Linked DNA regions of Homo sapiens: all the other regions are linked to region 3. The links are chromatin contacts, found by Hi-C or POLR2A ChIA-PET in ENCODE. All regions are on one chromosome and are shown on one strand. Each heading gives the region's core, a stretch centred on a gene start or an enhancer-like site at or near the end of the contact. The rest is flanking DNA. Distances are from core to core; before and after follow the strand shown.

The links. A loop is a pair of places that touch in the nucleus more often than their neighbours do. ChIA-PET counts read pairs that join two places held with the same protein, here RNA polymerase II (POLR2A). Pooled maps may share reads with other maps.
Region 1: a loop to region 3 is called in a map of chondrocyte, with 4 times the contacts of the local background. The contact joins two enhancer-like sites. A Hi-C loop is called at or near these places in 1 of 168 maps with a recorded cell type or tissue (chondrocyte) and 5 of 50 pooled maps. POLR2A ChIA-PET finds 5 or more read pairs at or near these places in 1 of 52 experiments (BJ).
Region 2: a map of heart right ventricle shows a loop between it and region 3 (6-fold over the local background). The contact joins two enhancer-like sites. A Hi-C loop is called at or near these places in 3 of 168 maps with a recorded cell type or tissue (MCF 10A, chondrocyte and heart right ventricle), 2 of 37 single-sample maps with no recorded cell type and 7 of 50 pooled maps.

The regions. Positions count from the first base shown.
Region 1 is chr6:140,459,954-140,464,481 of GRCh38, reverse strand. No RefSeq gene overlaps it. Among named protein-coding and RNA genes, the nearest start is that of MIR4465, 220 kb to the left of the region's middle. Within about 2 kb of position 1,546, at least 9 of the 41 ENCODE cell types and tissues checked have a DNase peak (open chromatin) inside an H3K27ac peak, as active enhancers do.
Region 2 is chr6:140,076,603-140,081,323 of GRCh38, reverse strand. All of the region lies in intron 1 of LINC02941 (long intergenic non-protein coding RNA 2941), which reads right to left. All of the region lies in intron 2 of LOC107986652 (a long non-coding RNA gene), which reads left to right. Among named protein-coding and RNA genes, the nearest start is that of LINC02941, 100 kb to the right of the region's middle. Within about 2 kb of position 1,928, at least 8 of the 41 ENCODE cell types and tissues checked have a DNase peak (open chromatin) inside an H3K27ac peak, as active enhancers do; they include heart right ventricle, where a contact is called at or near this core.
Region 3 is chr6:141,558,795-141,563,592 of GRCh38, reverse strand. No RefSeq gene overlaps it. Among named protein-coding and RNA genes, the nearest start is that of GJE1, 570 kb to the left of the region's middle. Within about 2 kb of position 1,257, at least 16 of the 41 ENCODE cell types and tissues checked have a DNase peak (open chromatin) inside an H3K27ac peak, as active enhancers do; they include heart right ventricle, where a contact is called at or near this core.

The sequences.
Region 1 (4,528 bases), core at 297-2,796, 1.1 Mb after region 3:
TGATGCAGAATGAAGATTACTCATGAAATGCCATTTTCTGGGATATCAAGATAATGCATATTATGATATCTAAAACTGATTATGGTAATGCTGCCATGAAACAAAGGAAGAAAATTAACAATTTTCTGAGGTCATTTCAAGTTCTGAAGAAAATATATGAGTGTTCACGTGTGTCTTCATAAATATTCATATTCCATATATATGTAAATATATAGTATACTTACTGAAAACCTTATTTAACATAAAAATTATTCTTCTAAATTTTAATGTAAGGATGTTATATTTAAAAATTAAACTGAATTTCTGATGACAGGGTATTAAGCTCTAAAATATATCTTATGACATTATTGCCCTTATGGCAAAAAAGAAAGAAAATATGCCCTCATTGCTGTTAAGGAAAGTATGTTCATTACCAGTGACTTCCCAGAAGAGAGTAACCATTTCTGATTTTGTTTTTCCTTTCCATTATAGTATCTAGTTAAAATGGTGCAAGTAATATATAAATTTGTTTCTGTTATAATCCTTGTGAATCATTTTAGATCTTTATTACGGTATAATTCTTTCATTTACTTTAAACAGAATGTTTAAATTGTCTTCAGCAGTGTCATTTCCAATAAACTGAAGAACTCCAATTCTAAAAATTTTAAAGAGTCAATTTCACTATTTTAAAAAGCCATACTCTCTGTCCTGCTTTCCCCCACATGGAAGACATGGAAAATCATTAGCAATGTTACTGTTTATTTGCAATCCTACAATTTTTTAGTGCATTCTACTTTACCTCAAAACTGAACCTCAGTTTTCAATCACTGAGTAATACATATGTAGAGAGATTCATTCTGTTGCTAAGGACATAATCCAATCAGTGTAATGATTTTTGAGAAAGAAGTAAGCTAGTTTTGTTTACATCTCACTTCCATAGAGCATAAAATAGCAGAGGACTTTCCGGGTAGATGAACACCCTGGAGGTACTAGAGTGGGATGCAGCAGGCAGGACAGGCTGGGTTCACCGCATAAAGAGAAAAGTCTGTCTTAATTTGTACTTTCCCCTCAGGCTTCAAATCCATTTAAAAAATGGACTGAAGCAATAACAAAAGGGATTTGCACCCCAATAAAATCACCCCTTTGAATGACAGCTTGGCTGCTTAGGGAAAATTTACCATAATTCAACTGATTCTATAATGAGGGAGAAGCAAATGTAAACTCAACTACCTGGACCCAGCCATTGAACTTAGATAATTATTTCCCAATCAAAAAAGAACATCCTGTTTTTCTTTGGCATGCTCTGGTGTCTGTTAGTTTTGCTTTTTATAGCTTTAGTTGAAATTTCATAATCACAGAGTTCAAATACAGAACACATTTGAGTCAGTTCTCTGGAACAATATCATTCCCTTAGAGCTCTCCTTTTTCAAAAGAAACAACAACAACAAAAATTCCCAGGCCTTTATTAGACTCTGTGCTTCCCCTGTTCCTGTGTATAAAACTCTCTGCTCTAAGGATCTATGCTATTAAAGCAAAGCCCGAGGCTAAATTCAACAGGGAAGTGAGTGGAAGGAGCAGGTGAGCTCACCTAGATTACCGGTTTAGCAAGTTTACTGGAGAATTTAAAGGGAAAAAAAAGTAGAAGGAAAAACACTTGGGATTCAGCAAAAGCCAAAATGAGTTAGGACCAAATCTGTTGTGAAGGGATGTGTATTTTTAAAGGAAATGTAGTCCATGTTTCTGACTCACTTACAATGACCTTATCAAAATGTCATGTAATGAAAGTTATTTAGGGTCCAATAATCCTTTTGAGCATCTAAATAGCATTTCAAAACATTTTTTTCTAGTTTGATTACAAATGAACTCAAATTCCAAAAATTCCATCAAGGTCAGTAAAATTCTCAAGAGTCATCATATTGAAACAGAATTTAAATGCTGCAATTTTTTCTTTCTATCCTGAGTCATTAAAATGGTTATGGGATGTTTAATTCAGTTGGAGACTTTGGATTGCATAATTATAGACAATCAAACGAAAATCAAGAAAAAGCTCCTAGGAATAGACTTTTTTAAGTGATTTTGCACATTTATTATTCATTGTAAAAAGCTTACCAAAAAGTCTTCTAACTTTCTTTCTCTACAACATAATAGTAGTTTCCTAATGTTTCCCTGGGAATTAGAAGGAGTTTGGCATAAGATACTCTAATGTTGTACTGAAGTCCTAAAGTTCACACATTTTCATGTTCTAGATCATTTATATTAGTCTGCTGAGAAACACAGAAGGTCAGAGATGGAGGTTATTGTGATAATTTAGTCCAAACCCTGAGCACTGAAATGGGAAATTGCAATTTTCTGCCCAAGGGGACATTAATATTTGGTGGCAGAACTAGTCTGTACTGACTAAAAGATTTCCCAAATACTTCCTAAACTACTGAACGCATAACTTTCTGTAACATGTTCTTTTTTTTTTTTTTTTTTTTTTGGTGAGATGGAGTCTTGCTCTGTCGCCTAGGCTGGAGTGCAGTGGGTGCAGTGACAATTGTGACACTGAAACCTCTGCCTTCCAGGTTCAAATGATTCTCTTACCTCAGCCTCCTGAGTAGCTGGGATTACAGGTGCCTGCCACCATGCCCGGCTTATTTTTGCATTTTTAATGGAGATGGGGTTTCACCATGTTGGTCAGGCTGGTCTCAAACTCCTGACCTCAGATGATCCACCCGCCTCGGCCTCCCAAAGTGCTGGGATTACAGGTGTGAGCCACCATGCCTGGCCTCATTTCTCTTTTTGAGGATTGTAAAAATCTGCTGACAGCATGGCCAATAATCTAGGGTGACTGTCTAGCCCACAACATGACTATGTCTTGCTTAGACTACTATAATTTTCTTACAACAGCTTCTTTGCCTCACTCCTGCTTCTCTGCAGTCTGTTGTCCACTCAGCAGTAAGAGTGACCCTATAGATCTTTTTATTCCCCTGTTTAAAACCACTCATCAACCATTAACTGGTTTTCCAACACATTTTGACTAAAGTCGTCATTCTGACCTGCAATATCTTGTAATGATCTAGATCTTGGTACATTAACTGATACCCTATCACTTTATCACTTGCTGACAGTGCTCTCATCATACTGCTCCTCTTCACGTTCCCAGAGTAACCAATCACATTTGAACTTGTGCTCCTTTTGCATGAAATAATATTCCCTCAGATATCCACATGACCCACTTTCATTCACATCTCTGCTCAATGTCACCTCCCCGGAGAGATGTTTCCTCTTTTTCCTACCTAAAAAACATTTCCTTACTCTCTCTGCCGTTGTTTTGTCTATTTTTTCTTTCTGGAACTCAACACTGTCTGATAGCATATCTACATCTTTTTTACTATTGGTGTATTATCTATCTTAGTTACTAAAATATGAATATATGAAGAAAGAGACATTTTCCCCTAGCACATTGAACAGATTTCTGGGAGAGACTGATGCTCTGATGGTATATGGTTCCAATCTCAACAACTCCATTATCATGTTTCTTTAGTTAGCTTTGTAAGTTTATTAACTTTCAAATTCTGTTACACAAAATATCTTGTGGCAATGTATGTATTAGTCATTATCAAAAAGAGCTACAGTTGCTCCTCAGATCTCTAGCAATTGGGGGCAGTGCCGTTAACCTTGAAAAGCAGAGGATTTCTAGGCTCTGAGTGCATAATTGTAATGATTTTTGGTTAGTTAACCCAGAAGACACAAACGATCAAACTGCAAAACAGTAAGACAAGGTGTTTATTGGGGTCTTAGGAACTGCAATTTGAGAGACGCAGTTCAGCTAGATGCCAAATCAAGTTTTGAAGAGAGAAAGGGGAATAGGGATTTTTTAAAAGGATGCCAATAATAATTACACAAGTTGTTTTGAAAGAAATGTCGTTGGTGGAGGTGGCTGGCTTAGTATATAAGTCCATAGTTCATTGGTTGTCACTTTTCAGGAGTTGCACTGCTGGTAAAATTTAGCTGTTCCAGAATGTTGTGATCATGGCCATTTGGCCCAGTTCAGAGGTTCAAGTCAAGTCCTTCATTTGCAAGTCCATAGGTCAAGCAGGAAGTCCTTCTCAGAATGGTTATCTGAAAGCCTTTTAGAGCTCTGAACCAGAGTGATGTCATTTGGTATATCACATTTCACAGGTATCACAAAAGGTTAAGAGAGAAAAATGGGAGTAATGATGGAGATGTCATGCTATCAAAAGAAGACTCTCATGCAATAATTCATTTCTATTATATATTTTTCTTCAGTTAACTGTCTAATAACATATTGGATTGAAAACCAGGGCTTAATCTGGTTATAAATCTACTCCTATTAAGGCAAAATGGCAGGGTACATTCAAAGATGAATAAGAATAGTTGCTGGTTTTGTTGAAATGTTAGTGACATAAAAATAATTATGCTTGAAAAAGATATACATAGGCTATTAAAATCCAATAACTTTATTAATAAGAAATAGAAAATCATGGGATATACTTCAAATGCTTAGCAGAAATACACATCCACAAAAGATACTTGCCATTGCCAT
Region 2 (4,721 bases), core at 679-3,178, 1.5 Mb after region 3:
TTAACAAGATTCAACATCTGAACCTGTAAAACTTTAGACAGAATTCAACCTGATACCATTAAGGAAAGAACCACCAGAATAGATATTTCAACATCTTAATGAGTCTAGAATTGAAGCAAGCCTTGTAGAAGGGAAAATCCTCCCCAATTAAACCTAGTCTTTGAAAAGGTGGTTAGATATTTCAGAAGATGAAAATAGCATCCATAATAAGTTATCTGAATTTAGGCAAGAATTAGGAAGAAAAAACAATTCTCAGTTCTTCTTCCTAAATTTGTCTCTCCCATCTTCCCCATAAGGAGCCCCGCTCTTCCCACAGGGACCAAGGTAACTATTTGATAATTCCTTCTTTGCAGCTATTTCCTGATGAGCTAGATGGAGAATTCACAGATTAATGCCAACCTCTTCAAATAACTGTATATGATGAAAAGGAAACACTGGCATGGTTTGTCCATGTGGCAGGTTTTTAATATTTATTCAAAAAATATATACTGGAAGGAGAAAACAGATATGGGAAACTAAGATGTATCATTCATATAAGAATACAATTTTGTCTATTAATGACCACAGTGTGTGATATTTAATTGGTCTTCAGAATAATTGCATATCAAACCATCTAAATCTGATAACATGTTTGGTCAATAATGATCTCCACATAGGTTATTGAATTTTTGCCCAGCTGGCACTGGTTGAGGCCCAGGGAAGCTCTAAGTTTAAAAGAACTTGAGGAACAAAAAAGAATAAAAATTAGGTACAAGCCTTTTAAAATTTATGTTGATCCCAAGTTCACTATTTTGCCATTTGGGTAACAGTTATATATTTTGTGGAGCTCCCATGATATCTTAGACATAAACCCACACGAAGTAGATATTCAGTATCTATGACTTAGGGGATTGGCTGATCTATTTCATCTCTTTCCTTCTAATGGTTGTTCAATAAGTCATACAGTAACTACTGTAGTTGCTGTATTGAAGTAGTCAAGTGAAAAAGAATATTTTTTTCTCCCTTGAACAGTATTTTCTGCTAACACAGCACACTTGTAAAAGCCCTTGAATATTTCAGCATAGGCATCAGATAAACATATAAATAACTAGATAAATAACTGACAAAATGCTGCAAATTATTTGGCGATAAATATAAGCACACCACAAATTACAAGGTTAATGCTTAACATCTTTTAGAAAATGCTTCTAAACTAAGGCTGTATTGTTAACATGAGATTACGGAAAAGGATTTTGTAATACTTAAAAGTTCTTGGACTGTTGGACAGTGAGTATTTTCTAATTGCTGAGCAAAAATAACAATATGGCATGATTCAATTCTGTAAGATTGAATGATTAAAAAAATCAAAATCAAAGGCTCTTCTGTTTGTACTATGAAGCATTTGGAGTTAAATTGTAAATAAGGACTGGAAAGAACGCATACAATTTAAGTAGCAGTCAGGACCAGTGGAGTATAATTTTTGGAATGCTTAAAATGATTATGAGATTGAGTAAGAAAATCGTAATGCCCAATTTTCTCTGAAAAAAAAAAAGTTATAGATGCCCTAAACAAGACACCAATGGTTGATAAAAAGGCAAAAATAAAAAATTTGGTCCCTGAATGATGACAAGTCAATGCAAATAGTGTGCTTTCCATTGGAAGCACAATTCCATATGTTCGTAGGCCAGCTCTGTCAGGCCCATTGGCAGGCCGTCCTGCTGTGCTCATCCTCAGTATGACACTCACCAGGCAGAGATGATGATGTATAGAAGCCAGGAAAATTTCCACTACGTGTCATGATCATGAGAGGCATAGCCTAGCTGCTGCTGAATGGTGGCAGCAGAAAATTCAGTCAACATATTTTAACCTTCAGAGTTATTCAGGCACATTCTGATCTCACCAAATGAGCTGATAAGAGTGAAGTACAAACTTGGCGTCAAACAGCTGTTTCCAAACAACCAATGGGAGGCAAGGCAAAGGAGTGCTTTCTTTCCGTTTTTAGGTACAGTCAGTGCTTTTCAAGGCTAAAACTTCAACAACAGTTTTTCCATTGCATAAAACAAAAACAGCTAACCTTTTAAATGTATAGGAACACAGTGGGGTAATAAAAATAAAAGGAAGAAGAGAAGAAGAAAAAGAATAAATGGAAGAATAACTTAAATGTTATAGGGTAAAACCAGCCAGGTTCTAAAGACAAAGCACTCTATGAACATTAGATTATGCAGTTGATTCGACCCTAATTCAAGTCAAGCTGGTTCAAATGTTTCACTTGAAATTTTTTTGTCCTTTTTTGCTTGTTGCTTATCCTGAAATCTGATCTACTTGTAGGTTTAATGCAGGGGACGGGCAAAAATCTGACCTATCCTTAGTATTGTAAGGGATTGCACTAAATGTGGGAGTAAGAGCAATAATTCCACAGCTTCCTTCTTGGAAACAGGCCCAGCTTGAAGAAATAAAAATAGAAGTGTCTGAATGCAACTAAAAAGCTCAGCCACATGGAATTTAAATGCCAATTCCCTTTAGCCTTTTTTTTTTATTTTTTTAGTCATCAAAATTCCTAAGCCCACAAATTCAAAAACTCTTACAGTCCAGCATCTTTTCTGGTAACCCATCACTTGAAGTCACATTGATCCAAAATGACTGCATATTGAATAGCTTCAACCCAGCTGTCCTCATACTTTTAAAAAATTATTAAGTTTAAAATGTAGATAAATAAATACATATGCCAAAGGGCACTAGAGTTCCAGGACAGGACTCGTTTAGTTGATGTTCATCCTTATGATTCCAGAATACACTTATATTAAGTTTTTTACGTTCTAAAAAAACACATTTTAAATTGAAACAAAAAAATTCCTAATATTTTTGCCAACCTCTGTTTCTAATTTGCCCAAGGGCCCTGTTTAGCATATTTGCAGTATCATATATTCAAAGTGGAAGAACGGGAAACAAAAAACAGATTTAGGAAACCAAGATTTACCACTAGTATGAGATGATAATTTGGTGTATCTCATGATGACTACATACATTAATTGTTTTTATGAGTGCTTCCATATTTTAAATTGTCTTCTGGATGGTAGATATATCAACATTCTCGGAAAAATTGAATTTCTCTGTCACTCTGCTGTTCATTGATCTTTTGTCTGCATGTGGTCTTTTTGAAATTAAGTGAAACTCTTTGTTTAAAAGAGATACTTAGGGTGCAAAGAGGAATAAGAATCTGGCCTAGGCCATTTAAACCCATGTTTATCCAGTATTCATCATTTTCTCCTCTAACATATGAACGTAGTTTCCAAAACCACAAATCTCACAAGTGTTTAGATCCAGACTTGTAAACAGGTTTGATTTCCTTTTACTGAGCGTCTTCCTTCCTCTTCTCTTATTGCATTCAGCTGGCTCTAATTCCTTCTGGTGTACTTAAAGAAATGAAATATTTTGTCTGAATTAAGAATAATCATGTGTTTGAGAAGATCAATCCTGAAACAATAGAAAAGTGAATTGTTTCCAATGGATCTGTTTACAATGACTGAGCAACTAGGATTTGGATGAATAAATAAAAAGACCAGTAATTTTATTGAGTTATATTGTTCAATTTCAATTGTGTCTCTTAACATAAACAGCTTAGTGATTGATGTATTATTGAATATTCGTGGAGTGTGCCTGTAATGAATATGTTTATGAGTGACCCTCTGAGAGTAAATCAATGTTAGAAAGAGACCTCTGTTTTTTAGGAGTTTAGATGATTGCAAATCAAACTTTCAAATGTCCAGATTTTAACACCTAGTACTTTGAAATTTAGAGGGAAAATTAAAAGTACCCAAAAAGCAAACGAGCCAGTGAATTATGGGAAAGAAAAAAAGAAAACATTTTTTTTTTCTTTTTTCAGACAGTGTCTTGCTTTGTCACCCAGGCTGGAGTGCAGTAGTACAATCACAGCTCTCTGCAGCCTCGTGCTCCTAGGCTCAATCTGTCCTCCCACCTCAGCAGCTGGGACTACAGGCATGCAGGACCACACCCAGTTGATTTTATTGTTTTTGTTATTGTTGTTGTTTTGTTTTTGTTTTTATTTTTTCGTAGAGATGGGGTCTCACTCTGTTGCCCTGGTGTGTCTTGAATTTCTGGCCTCAAGAGAGCCTCCTACCTCAGCCTCCCAAAGTGTTGGGATTACATGTGTGAGCCACCACATCCAGCCAGAATTCTTATTAACCTTTTTCAGTATCTGAGGCCATTATTTGGAAGCATCCTTAAGAAAATGACCAAAACATCACCATGACAGAGTCAAACACACTAGTGTCTTAAACAAATCATGCTCTTTTCTTTTAAAATTATGCAACTATTAATAGGCATGTAATTCTACTTATTATTCTCCCTAGTGGATAATTTATCTCTGTGAAAATGCTCCTCCTAGTAAGGTATTGAACTACATTTTGTCTTGAGCTTCATAGATGTCCAAGTATCTGAATTGATTGATGAGGCAAGGATATTCAATTGCAGAATCCCTCACTTCTATACAATTCATGATCTCCCTCAATTACTCTATTTTCTAAATGCTTATGACCTGGTCCAAGGAACTCGTAAGTCTTAGAAACGTATCTTCCACCATTCTTGGAATCGCTGCCCACAAAAATCATACACAAATGGGATGCTTCAATAATTTCTAAGTGGGGGAATGCCTAGGAAATGCAATAGACTGTTATCCTCAATCAGGAGGATATACAATCTGTTGATACAGCCTGGGGTTAGAC
Region 3 (4,798 bases), core at 8-2,507:
TGACTAAATTTTTCATCCAAGTTTTTCTTTCAAGTCATTGATCAATAACTCGTTAATGAAGCCAGGAGAAGAGAACGAAGCATTCTTAAATGTCCAGTACCACTCCTAAAAGCAAACAAATAAACAAGCCAGGAGCTGCACTGAAGAAATCATTCAGCTAGCTAAACCGTGCAGTGGCTACGAGGAAGAGTAATTGATTTAGTGGGGAGGGTGCTAACATCCCTAAACATTAAATCCAAGACATAATATTTAAAACATTGCTTTAAAGGGTATTAATATTTGCATTATCGTTTTCCATTTAACTTTCATGAAATGTCATATGGTCTTAATAAAATAGTTTTCAAGGTATAGTTCATCTGAAGAGCCATTAATTCAACCTTCTCTAAATAGAGTTCTTTAGAAGACCGTTACATTTTGAATTTCCAAAGGAACAGAGCAGTGTGTGATGCATATCCTCAGTATTCATGCAGAGACTAGAGAAGGTCATTTGCACTTCTGTGCCAGACATTTCAAAAATAAAGCAAAAAAAAAAAAAAAAAAGTGGAAGTCTCCATGCACAGTTCAAGGATCTTTCCACTAGGTGGCAGAAGCGCTCCTTCAGCTCTTCCGCTTCTTCTGGTGTGGGCTGTAATTAGGTCAGTTTAAGTTAAAGTAGGGCTGAGAGATGAAAAAAGTAGATTTTCTCCTCTGGAACACACTGCAGTTTAATTTCACTTCTTTCTACATTGTGCGATGAAGGTGGATTTAACTTTTAAAGGCAAAGAGACAAATCTCTGCCAGGGTAAATGAAAAGACTCAGGGAGGGCAACTGGCACAAAAAAAAACATAAAAGAAAGGAAATGCTTTTTGGCTGTTTCCTAATTTTGATATCCGGGTCATAGTCAGAAATCATTTTCAGAGGTAAAGTGTTATATAGGTTCTGTGAAAAGCGGGGGTGACTTCTGAAGCCTAAGGGGGCCGGCTTGCTGGGTGTCGATGTTAAAAATTTCCCCTACTGGTGACATTAAATAAAATAAAGCCATTTTATCCTCGACGCTTTTCTAATTTTGCCAGCAGCCAGAGAAGCATGCTAATCTGAGAGGAAAACTCCACACCCCAACACAGGTTTCCCTTTCCTGCTGAATAAGGCACTTAGGAAGGAAGTGGTCCTGAAGGTGAAAGTTGAAACCGGTGTTTTACCCAATGCTGCCTGTTAGAGGCCCTGGGGAGGACAGGGACGTCCTGGAATCGGGATGGGCTGAGCGCGCCAGGCAGCCTGGTGAGGAGGTGGAGGAGCTTCCCTATCAGAGAGCGTCAGGAAGTCACTGCGGTCACCTCTGTGAGAAACAGTGGGGAAAAGGGGAGGACAATCGCAGGAAAACCCATCCACTCCTCTGCTGCCGATCATGGCATTCATTGAATGTGCAAAAGCCAGATATTGTTAAAGAAAATAAAGGCAAATAAGATATGAGAACAGACGTGGCATAAATAATGATGTTTCCTGATTCTAAACTCTTTAGAGGTTGAGAGCATCCAGCTAATTTGGAGGTTGTTTCTTTGAATTACAGGTCATGTCACAGGGAATGCCAAACTCAGAGAGAGGAGAGGAGGTTGGCGGCACAATAAAAGCTGTATGGGGGATGGGGGGGAAATGGGGATGGCTAATGGGTACAAAAAATAGAAAGAATGAATACAATCTGATATTTGATAACACCGCAGGGTGACTATAGTCAGCAATAATTTAACTGTAGATTTTTTAAAAACTAAGTGTATAATTGGATTGTTTGTAACACTAAAGATAAATGCTTGAGGTGGTGGATACCCCATTTACCCTGATGTGATTATTACGCATTGCGTGCGTGTGTCAAAATATCTCACTAGCTCTGTAACTACATATATATATATATATATCATCTACGTATCCAAAAAAATTTAAAAAATTTAAATAAATATATGAGGAAATAAGCTAAATACACAAACAGGTGGCTCAGATATACTAAGATTATTCAAATAATTCTTTAATTTTCTGAAAAATGTTTAAGATTGGAGTTGACAGTGCCTTCTGACGCCTCTTCAGCATTGCCCAGTTGCTAATGTCTTTGTGTTACCCCAAAATTTGTTCAAACATATTGAAACTGGAAATCCACCTGGTTAACAATACCTCCTGTTTGTGCAGGCTGTTTTCCATCTGTAGCCACAGATGATATGATTACAGACTTTGTGTGCAATTCGGTGTTCTTATGTTTGCCTACGGAATCATAGACAATCACATTAAAGCTATGTGCAAACATGGCACATGACTCAATTCTCCATTCCTCAAATGATGTTCTGTGTATGTCTCAATATTGAAGAAAGGAATAAAGAGTGATGGAGAGCAGAGTAAGAAGGCAAGGAATAAAGAACATGAATTAAAGACTCTTGAAATCTTATTTCAAGGACACAATCACTGTGTTGTAGCTTCTCATTTCAAATATACTAAGAGATCCAATTGTTGACAGACAGTAGTCAGATATGGTACAACTAGATACTGTACTTCTTGATGAGATTGGAAACAGAAAACACAGTCAATGAATTGTAATTTATAAAGACAGTGGACTGATCCCTGATGTATATCTCAGAAATCAGATAGTTTATCCCGGTTAGGAATTTGGAGACAAATGTTTGAAAACCATTCTGTCAGTTAATCAAAATGTGTTGAAAGAATACAGTGTCACAAACAGAGCAAGCATACCCACACACACATGCATACCCACACACACATGCATACCACACACACATGCCCACATATACCTGGGTTAGATTTTAGTTGAAACTTTGGTTAGAAATCCTCATTTCTTTGCTTAAAATTTGTAAGCTTAACTTTCTTCACGTGTTTGTTTTAGACTATAAATTGAACTTTAGGAAGCAAGTATTTTGTTCATTTGTAAAATGAGAGTAGTCTATTCAAACTTTTTAAAGCATAAGCCATACTCTTGCTAAGTCTGTAAATCTGGGATTAGAAGCATCATGAACAACCATTGGATTGTAGCATAGACAATCCAATTGTATAGAAAAATCTCTGATAATCTGTATACCACAGCAGACTTTATAGAACGCCATTGTTAATAAATATTTTATGGTCTTTAAAGTTTTAGTCATCATTACTACTACATATTCTGTGAAAGGTTGTGAAAATATTAAAGGTATCTAAGTAAAATACTTTCCTAGGAATATCTCAGGTAACTTTTAGAGACAGGGTCTTGCTCTGTCACCCAGGCTGGAGTGCAGTGCAGTGATCATAGCTCACTGTAACCTCCAACTCCTGGGCTCAGGGTATCCTCCCACCTCAGACTCCAGTTAGCTAGGACTACAGGCACATGCCACACACCTGGATTTTTATTATTATTATTATATATTATTATTATTTGTAGAAACAGGGTCTCATGGTGTTGCCCAGGCTAGTCTTAAACTCCTGACCTCCAGTGATCCTTCCTCCTTGGCTTCCCAAAATGCTGGGATAGGCATGAGCAGTGCACCTGGCAAGTAGTCTGATTTTTATTTTAAATGCCTAGCGTGGGTCCGAATACAATGGTACAAGTGACAAAAAGGAATAAAGAATCACAACTGGGCTTTGGCCTTCTCCTCACTGTTATCCTCTTATGTGTGTACCTGTGGATCTTTCTGCATAACCAATGCTATTATCCCACTGCAGTTAATTATTTCCATATCCACAGAAGTGTAAAACTGGAAATGAGTAATAATTCTATTTATTTAAATTCTGTGGCATGGAAATATCTGGCATGCAGTAGGTATTTGATAAATATATGCTGAACTAATGAATAAATAGAACTAATGAGTTAGCACTAGTTTTATTTCAATTAGCTATGACATGTAAAGCTACATTCTATAGGAGGAACTAGAGCTAAATCTCAAGTTTCTAGTTTCTCGATTCCAAGATTTTTTGGTTTTCGTTTTAATGTTATTATTTTTGTATATATCAGCACCTATTACATAGTGATCTTTTTTTGCTTTGCATGTAAACATTTTCAGTAGATGTATCAGTATGTATATTTCAGGATAGAGAGATAGATAGATAGATAGATAGATAGGTAGATATCTATGGGGACATATAATCTAAATATACAAGTGTAGGCACTGCTGGGTCACTATGTGCCTCTTAAGCAGTTAGTTCATTTTAAAGGCGGTTAATGTTCTCACACATTAAATAATTATAAATTAGTTAATCTTGTGCATAGTGGAAAATAATCCCAAACTTAAGTTTCATTTTATTAAATAAAGTTAATTCCCTCAAACTTTTACAAAGAGGGCCAATTATGACACTAATTATATAAGCATGACCTTTAATAGGTATTCATTCTGCAGGAGTGTATTATTGTTTGAGAAATGCTTGTATTTCCAATAATTTCTTTTATTCAAACAAAATTTTGAAGACAATATCTTATGATACCAGTCTAACCTTCATTATAACAAAACAATAGATGTTTACATCAACTGATTGTAATAGGAATCTTCTTCACTGGTAGAAGTTACAATATTTATAATTGATCCAAATTACAAAATGTTTTATTTTTTTTTTATTTTATTATTATTATTTTTCTTTTTTGGGACAGAGTTTTGATCTTGTTGCCCAGGCTGGAGTGCAATGGCGCAATTTCAGCTCACCGCAACCTCCGCCTCCTGGGTTCAAGCAATTCTCCTGCCTCAGCCTCCAGAGCAGCTGGGATTACAGGCATGCGCCACCATGCCTGGCTAATTTTGTATTTTTAGTAGAGACAGAGTTTCTCCATGTTGGCCAGGCTGGGCTCGAACTCCTGACCTC